Linked DNA regions of Homo sapiens: region 2 is linked to region 1. A link is a contact called in ENCODE Hi-C data. All regions are on one chromosome and are shown on one strand. Each heading gives the region's core, a stretch centred on a gene start or an enhancer-like site at or near the end of the contact. The rest is flanking DNA. Distances are from core to core; before and after follow the strand shown. Region 1 overlaps TNR (tenascin R). Region 2 overlaps TNR (tenascin R).

Region 1 (3,740 bases), core at 751-3,250:
TCCCTTCCCAACACGTGCCCTTTGCTTTTTTGTTCTGCAAGATACCCATGGATCCTGCAACACACTTCCCCTTTTAGGTAAGCCAGCTCCAGTTGGTTTCTGTAACTTGCAACCAGAAGTTCTCTGGTTTAGGTATAGTCCAGCCTAAATGACTGAATGGACCAAGGCATCAGCCATTTCCTCACTTGGATGCTATAGAATTTCAGGTCAGTATGGTTCCCTGGCCCCAACTTACACCTACTGAATCTGAATCGCCTAGGGTAAGGGTCCAGGAAACCACATTTTGTAATAAGTTCTTAGGATGTTCTGTTGGGTTGCCAGGTTTTAAATTGGTGGATAACATGGTAATCCTTGTAATGGGATTCCTGCTGTGTATCAAGTGCTTCTGCGTGGGCTGTCTCTCTGTCTTCCCCACTACACTGTGCTGTAGGCGTTATTTATTGGGGGAAATGTTGATTCATCTCCTGATGTTTCCTCCCATATGGAGGCAGCTCTCTGAGCTATAACTCTCCTGTCTCATCTCCATCCCCTTATTCACTAGTGATCTACCTGCTTGCAAAGTTTGGAAAAAGAAATCGAACACATGTAGTCTAGGTTCTTCTTCTTCCTTTTTGGAGTTGGTCTGCCTGCAGAGAGCAGGTGCTCTCAGATGCACTCCTCCTTCCTAGAAATCCCTCTCCACATGCTCTGTCCCTGCCTGCAGGGGGCTGCAGGGGAGGGACCCTCCCCAGTGCAGTGCTGCTGCGACTGGGTAGGAAGAAGCCCTCCTCATCTCAAGGTTCAATGTTATAGGTGCAGGCAAAAGTAACATCATCAAATATCAGTTTACCAATGTGAAATCTAGGTCTCTACCTGGCTCCCTTCTTTTTCTTACATTTCTATTTGTTCAGAGCTCTGACAGGGAAGAGGGGTGCTATTGACTGGGCTCCTCAGGACCCCTTCCTTATTACGTGTTTCCAGATAAAATCATTTTTCAACACCAGAGTCTAAGCTCTTTCCTCTGCCTGCTCAGGGAACCTCTGGAGAGGGCTTCTCAAACTCACTGCACATGCACATCTAATCCGCGGAAAATTTGTGAAAATGTAGATTCTGATTCTGAAGGTCTGGGATGGGTTTGGAGTATCTGCATTTCTAAAAAGCTTCCAGGTGACTCTGATGTCACCATTGGAAGGTCCACACTGGACCCATGAGGTTATGTAAAGGATCACTTCCAGAGGTCCAGAGTCATATAAGTTGTGATGGGCAGAATAATGACGCCTCAAAGACATCCATACCTTAGTCTCTGGAATCTGTGAATATGCTACCTTATATAGCTAAGGGGACTTAAGGTTGCTCATCAGCTGACCTTAAAATAGGGAGATTAACCTGATGAACTGGGTATTCCTAGTGTAATCACAAGGGTCCCTAAAAGTGGAAGAGGGAGGCAAAAGAGGAAATCAGAGTGATGCTATGTGAGAACTCCATCAGCCATTGCTGGCTTTGATATGGAGGAAGAGGACACCAGCCAAAGAGCATGGGTAGCCTGTACCCTGCATGGAAAATGCAAGAAAACATGTTCTCCCCGAGAGCCTCCAGAAAGAATGCAGCCCTGCCAACACCTTGGCAAAAGCTCAGTGTGACCTGTGTCTGACCTACAGAGCAGTAAGATAATACATTTTTATTGTTTTCAGCCACGAAGTCTGTGGTCATCTGTTATGGCATCAACAGGAAACCAATACACAGATACATCCCTTCCAGCAGCTGGACTATTCAACCAGGGAACCATGGTTCCCAGGGAAACAGTCTGAGAAGTTTTTGTGTAGGGAGATGCTTGGTAAAAACGTAGTGTACCTTGATGAAAAAGTCTACAGTTTTAAATGCCAAAACTACTAGACTGAGTGAATAGGACCAACTAATGCCTGAACAGGCTTGATTTTAAGTTAAGTGAGCATGACGAGCACGTTGTTAAAAACTCAGACCTGATTAAATCTCTGATGAAGCACAGCATGATAAATGCCAGGCGACCACAGCTCTGTGAAAACCAAATGCAGTGTGCAGAGCGGGGGAGATTTCCTGTGGGGCTGGATGACTGCCCCTGAGGAAGGCAACATGGTCACCACATGGTTTGTGCTAATAGTGGTTTCCTGCTGCAGGGAAACATCTCGTCCATGCTACCCAGTCTATTTTTTTTCAGATAAAGAGTGGGAGGATAAAGAAGTTGCGATGGTGTCACTTACTGTGGGGAGACCAACTCGTTCCGGGCCAAGTCTTCACCAACTGAATGTCAGGTTATGAAAATAAACTTTTAAAATGCTTCTGCCCAGAGCTGGAGAATGGAAGTGTGGCTGCTGGAATTAGCATAAATCATGTGATCGGGTGTATTTATTTATTCAGTCATTATTTCTTGTATTCTGTCATTGGCCCATTCATTCATCAAATATTTGCTATGCATCTACCCTATGCCCAGCCTTGACAATATAAGGTGAAACACTGTGTAGTCTTACTCTCAAGGAGATGTCAATCTAGTTGAAGAGAAAGATCTGTGCTCCCGCATATAGTATTGAATGCTCTGTTCAATAATTGAGCTCTGCCCTCAGATGCTAAGGAAACATGGGCGCCTAATTCAGTCTAGGTTTGGGGGTAAAGAGGGAGTCAGAGAGGGTTTGAGGAGGAGGCAATGTTCAGGATGAACTTTAAAAGGAGAGAATTAGTTTGGAGCAGGCATTCTAGTGCAAGGAACAACATGGCACTATGAAAGAGCATAGAACATTCTGGACTTGGGTGTGGCCAGAATACAGGGTGCATTCCTATAGGGGTCTAAGAAGAGATGAGGCTGGAAAGACAAGCCTGGTCCTGAATTGTTGTGCATTCCTTGCTAAGAAAGTGAGAACAGTGAAAATGGTTAGTGAGTGTTAGGCAGGGATGTGAACAGCCACCAGGGTGCTGTGGGGAAAGTGTCCTGACAGGAGGGAGTCTGGATGCAGGTAGGCCAGATGGGAACAAAGGGAATTTCAGAGTCTGAATGGGGCTACAGGCATGGATGCTCTTTTTAAGGAAAGACTCACCTTAGGACTAAACTAAAGTGTATTCTAAATTGGGATGAGGGCTTCAAAATGTATCCAGCTCACTTGAAAAAGTATGAAGAAAATAGTAGGAAAGTGGCAAACCTGGAAGGTTCTTGTTGGTGGCTGCAATATGTTCTTTAAGCTCCAAAAGAATTTGTGGACTAAGAATGGATGGATGTGAGGACTGTTTAATATCCAATTTTATATTGTTGCTGTCTGTTGTGATTATAGGCTTGGCTCTTGGTTTTTTATTCAGAACCATTTATTCAGAAAATTTCTTATTCAGAATTCAAGTTTATTCCTCATTAATTCAGTAGTGGCTTTCTGTAACGTAGTGATTGAATTACCTAATAGCACCTGCCTGAAATGATTAACATAAGAGGAAGCCATGGGGTTGTATTTGATACAAATGATTTGTTTCCTGAAGTTGTAATTTTATTAAAGGGGGACTCAGTGAACCACCTTTGCAAATGAGGCAAGGTCCTGGTTTCCGCAAGGTACCTGGAAGGTTAATGAATGATTAGCAGCTAACAAATGACAGCGTGGCCCAGGAGGAAAGTGGCACTTCTCAAGTGGTGGGTCAGCATCCTGGAAAAATGAGGAATGGTTTCTAAGGGACTGTGTGGTCCATTTCCTGATAAGGTTGGGGACCAAGGAGAGAGGGAGAAATGACCGTGCTCATGATATCGCTCCCTG
Region 2 (4,179 bases), core at 976-3,475, 85 kb after region 1:
ATCCTCTTGACATCCCTGCGAGGCAGGTGATGACAAGAGAGATTGTCCCTGAGGTACAAGGCTCTCTCAGGGGCCAGCACAGTGGTGAGATGAGCTGCCCATAATCCCAGACCAAGTCCCCACAGGGCTGGAAATAGAGCACTGGTCTGCAGGATGCTTGACAGAACCTCACGTGAGGAACAGCATCTCCTAGGGAATGTGAGAAGTGACTTTGTTCCCCACATGTCCTGGCACAGCTTCCAGAGGCTCATGTAATAGGAAACAATGCCTGGGTCCTCCCATCTGGAAACTGCTTTTGGATACTGTGGATAGAGGGAGCATTCAGTGAATATTGCTGAATGCATGAATGCTAGTTTAGTCTCAAGATTTCCAGCTGCACTTGGTTGTGCTAAAAGTTCAAATTGTACCCAAGAGCTGAATTTTCAGAGGCCTTCCTTTACTTTTCAGACACTGGGGCTTGTCTATACCTGCTGATGGTTTTAGATGGAGGAAGAGGCCTATTGGTTTGGAATATTCTGGTAAAAACCTTGCTGAGGGGTGTATTGGAAATGTGGGGGCATGGGGGCCCTAGTTAGCTGGACCAGTCATGTAAATTAGCATTGATCCATTCACCTCCAAGCATTTGGCCAGGCCCAAAAGAAAAACAGATGGCAGTTAGGGAAGAATGAATTTTAATAAAAATGGAAACTACTGACTTTTCTGCAGTAACATTATTCCTCTAGGCTCATTTCCATTGTTCTCTGTCATCACTAGAGAACAGAGAAGGGTTAGTGAAAATTGAACAGACCTCTGCACCAGCTAGGGTCTTTAAATCCAGCTTCTCAAGAAGTTCACAAGAAATCAGATAATCTTAGATTATCTTTCCTGGACCTCACCTTTATCATCAACAAATAATTCTTTCAGGCCACTACACACAGGGCATGTTCCTGAGGATGCCGAGAACAATATAAGGCAGTAAGGCAAGGGACCGTCCTTGCATTAGTCAAACAGGATGTGTACTCAAGAACAACAGTAACAGTCTCCAGAAATCAGTGTATGAACTTCCCTCAGGAAGTAAAGATCACCATGCAAATGCGAGGTGTTTTCCCACCGGTGATTCAACTGTAGACCTCATTTAGTCCAATTCTCTATTTCAGTTAAGTTTAACGATTATTTTTAGAGCATTTACCAAAACTAAAGGCCATACAGGTTAAATGACTTGATCAAGATCACTTCATTAGTTATATCATTGAAAACATAATAACAAATCAACTCACCAAGATTAGAGGTGCTATTTTCCATGGGACACAAACAAAAGGAATATTAAATGCTGCAGGAATTCAGGCAATACAGTTATAGTTTTCAGCAAGCATGTTTTAGTTACCAAAGCCTTGGACGTGGGCATGAATACATGCTTATGGAATGTACAGTATGCTGTATAAACAGAAGGCATGCGTGAAATGGCATGGTGACTGTGAGAATCCAAATTCTAAAAGGTTATGAGTGTCTAGAACTGGAGAACCAAATGAATAGAGGTACATTTAGGAGAAGTATGCACTCTGCAGTTAGTTTCTAGAAGGACAGAATATGGGTCACATCTGACCCTGCTCCAGAGACTTTAGTCAAGTGTTGTGGGAAGGCACTCAAAGAGCCAAGGTCTAGGTAAGACTCCATTAGGTCAGGCACCCAGCCGCTCAGTGGCATGTAAATCACTCTGCCACTCTAGAATCTCAAGTTCCCCAAGTCTTCACATTTTCTGGAATGCTCTAATGAATCTGTAAGCTCCATGAGGGCAGAAATCCAACGTGTGCAGGAACCCCTCCCTCTTTGTTGAGCAGAGAGGAGATGCGTCCTTAAATCGAATGCACTCTTAGGTGGCTCCGGCTCTCCAGGAGCTAAAGGGCTTCCCCAAGGTCACACGTTCAGTGACGGAGAGGCAGGGTGGAGCTGCGGTCTCCAGACTCCATTCCAGCCTCTATGGGCCCCGGGTTGCGGGGGGTCACCAATTTGCAGAGCTGAGGGAGAAGAGAGGAGGGAGGAAGGAGAGCAGGAGGGAGGGGAAGCTGTCCCCAGCTGCCAGATGGGAAGTGTCAGCTTGGCCTTGGCCACCTCGGGTCACCGCTCCTCCCTTTCAGGCGCCCGGGTTTGCCCACCGCGAAGAGCAGTGGCGGAGACATCGCAGCAACGCTAACGGGGCAGACCGCATAGGGGCCCTGAGAGGCACACACGCGCCTTCTGCTCACACCTCAGGCAGTCGGAGGGGCCCGGCGGAGCTGTGTTCGTGTTGTCATGGCGACGGAAGCAGACCATTAGAGCATTACGAGGAAATGAGAAGACTTGGGGTCTTGCGATCGCCGCCGAGTGACGGAGTAATTCGCAGATGCCACCGAGCGGTGGGGCGGCGCGGTTAATGGGGTCTCTGCTGGGCTAGTGTCCCGCATCAGCGGTAATGGGGCCGGCCCACCCGGAGGCAGCCCGGAGCAGCGTCGCCCCAGCAGGCTTATGCGGACCTGGCTAACTCCAGAGGCCGGCGGCTCCTTGCGGTGGGGAGAGGAGGACAGAGGGGCCAGGTGGAGCGGGGTCTGCAAACAGCCCAGGCTTTTCGTGAGACCCATTGGCGGGTTCCCTGCCACCAATATGCAGTCTCACAACCGTTTTCTGTCCCACTTGAAACCAGAAAATACACTTCCCAGATAGCAAGGAGGGGTGATTCGGATTCAACTCTTGCTGCAACTCGGGATGGAGGCAACCCCTCGGCGTGGGGATGCTGAGGCAGGCAAGAGACTGGGGCCGGTTCTACAGGAGGGAGGAAAAGAGTGAGCCATATGATAGAGTAAAATCCCTTGCAGGACTTCCATTCGACTGCACGCCTACTTATCCTGGCATTCTGCATGTTTCCAGCATTTTAGGAAAGTGTCACAGTGGTTAATTAGCACAGACTCTGGAACTGGACTCGGGGATTGGAACCCCAGTTTTACCACTTGTATTAGCTGTGATCTTGAGCAGGTTACTTAACTCCCTTGTGTGTCAGAGAAGTTCTGCATTTGTACAATGGAGATAATAGTAATATACCTTAAAGAGGTGTTATGAGGTGTATATTTAGAATGATGCCTGGCATATAGTAAGAATTAACTATTTTTACTATTTAGCTATTACTCGTATTATCATAAGTATTATTAGTATCAGTCTGGATTTATGCAGTGAGATATCCTATAAAATAAGAGGGTTGGAAGAAGTGATCTTCCATTGCAGTATGTGGAACAGTTCTGCAAACATAGTTTTGTATGTTACTCTTGGCTACCAATATCTATTTGATTTAAAGGTGATTTGGCTTAGCAGAAAGCAAGGCTTCTGTTTATGTCTATACATGAGATGCACCACCAGACACTGACTGTATTGAATTGAATGGCCCCACAGCTATAATACCCACAGGGTTTGCACGTAAAGATAGGGCCACCATGTACAGTTGAGTTGGTTGTATATCCTGCACAAAGGTGCCCAGCTGAGGGGTGAGTAGGAGCAGAACCCCAGCCCCTGCTTTACTCCTGAAGCTATGCTCCCTGGCGTAGTGCTATGTCTGCCTGGAGGAAGGAGCTCATTTAAAAAATTTTCAACAACTTACCTTACGGGCTTTCAGTAGCCTTGTGATCTTTGGGAAGGTCACAGCAAAACGAAAACAATGAAAAACCCAAAAAGCAAAAAACAGAAAACAAAGCATGACATTTAGTCAGATGCAGATCCTGAATTTAAGACTTACGCTACAGAGGAACTCCTGAGTTTGTTTGTGGTCTTGAGTGAAAAAAAAATTTGCATTTCCTCTGACAGTTCCTCATTCTCTTTCCTCTAGCTTTTGCAGCATTTGTTTAGATAAACTTTGCTGAGGAGATCAAATCACTTTGCTTATAACAGAAATGATATTGTAGTTTCAACATATTTATACAGATTTATATGTGTGCCAAAATATGTTTACATATGTAGAAACATGAAGGTACAGAAATGCCTTTATCTTCTGTTTGTGTTTAGCTGACTTTGACAGTCCAGTAGCTATACCTCTCAGAGGAGTCTGGTAAAAACCGCCACATCCTGCACTTGCTCTGCAGCGGGTAGAGTTTGGGTAAGGTCACTTGGCCAGTTCTTACTCAGAGATGCGGCCCTGAGGCGCTGAAAAAGCCGAAACCCTCGCCTTTGAGGTTGGCCATG

The links. A loop is a pair of places that touch in the nucleus more often than their neighbours do. Pooled maps may share reads with other maps.
Region 2: a loop to region 1 is called in a map of endothelial cell of umbilical vein, with 6 times the contacts of the local background. The contact joins two enhancer-like sites. A Hi-C loop is called at or near these places in 1 of 168 maps with a recorded cell type or tissue (endothelial cell of umbilical vein), 3 of 37 single-sample maps with no recorded cell type and 9 of 50 pooled maps.

What each region holds. Positions count from the first base shown.
Region 1 is chr1:175,512,796-175,516,535 of GRCh38, forward strand. All of the region lies in intron 2 of TNR (tenascin R), which reads right to left. Among named protein-coding and RNA genes, the nearest start is that of TNR, 230 kb to the right of the region's middle. Within about 2 kb of position 2,001, at least 4 of the 41 ENCODE cell types and tissues checked have a DNase peak (open chromatin) inside an H3K27ac peak, as active enhancers do; they include endothelial cell of umbilical vein, where a contact is called at or near this core.
Region 2 is chr1:175,597,151-175,601,329 of GRCh38, forward strand. All of the region lies in intron 1 of TNR (tenascin R), which reads right to left. Among named protein-coding and RNA genes, the nearest start is that of TNR, 140 kb to the right of the region's middle. RefSeq lists an enhancer at 3,510-3,579. Within about 2 kb of position 2,226, at least 5 of the 41 ENCODE cell types and tissues checked have a DNase peak (open chromatin) inside an H3K27ac peak, as active enhancers do; they include endothelial cell of umbilical vein, where a contact is called at or near this core.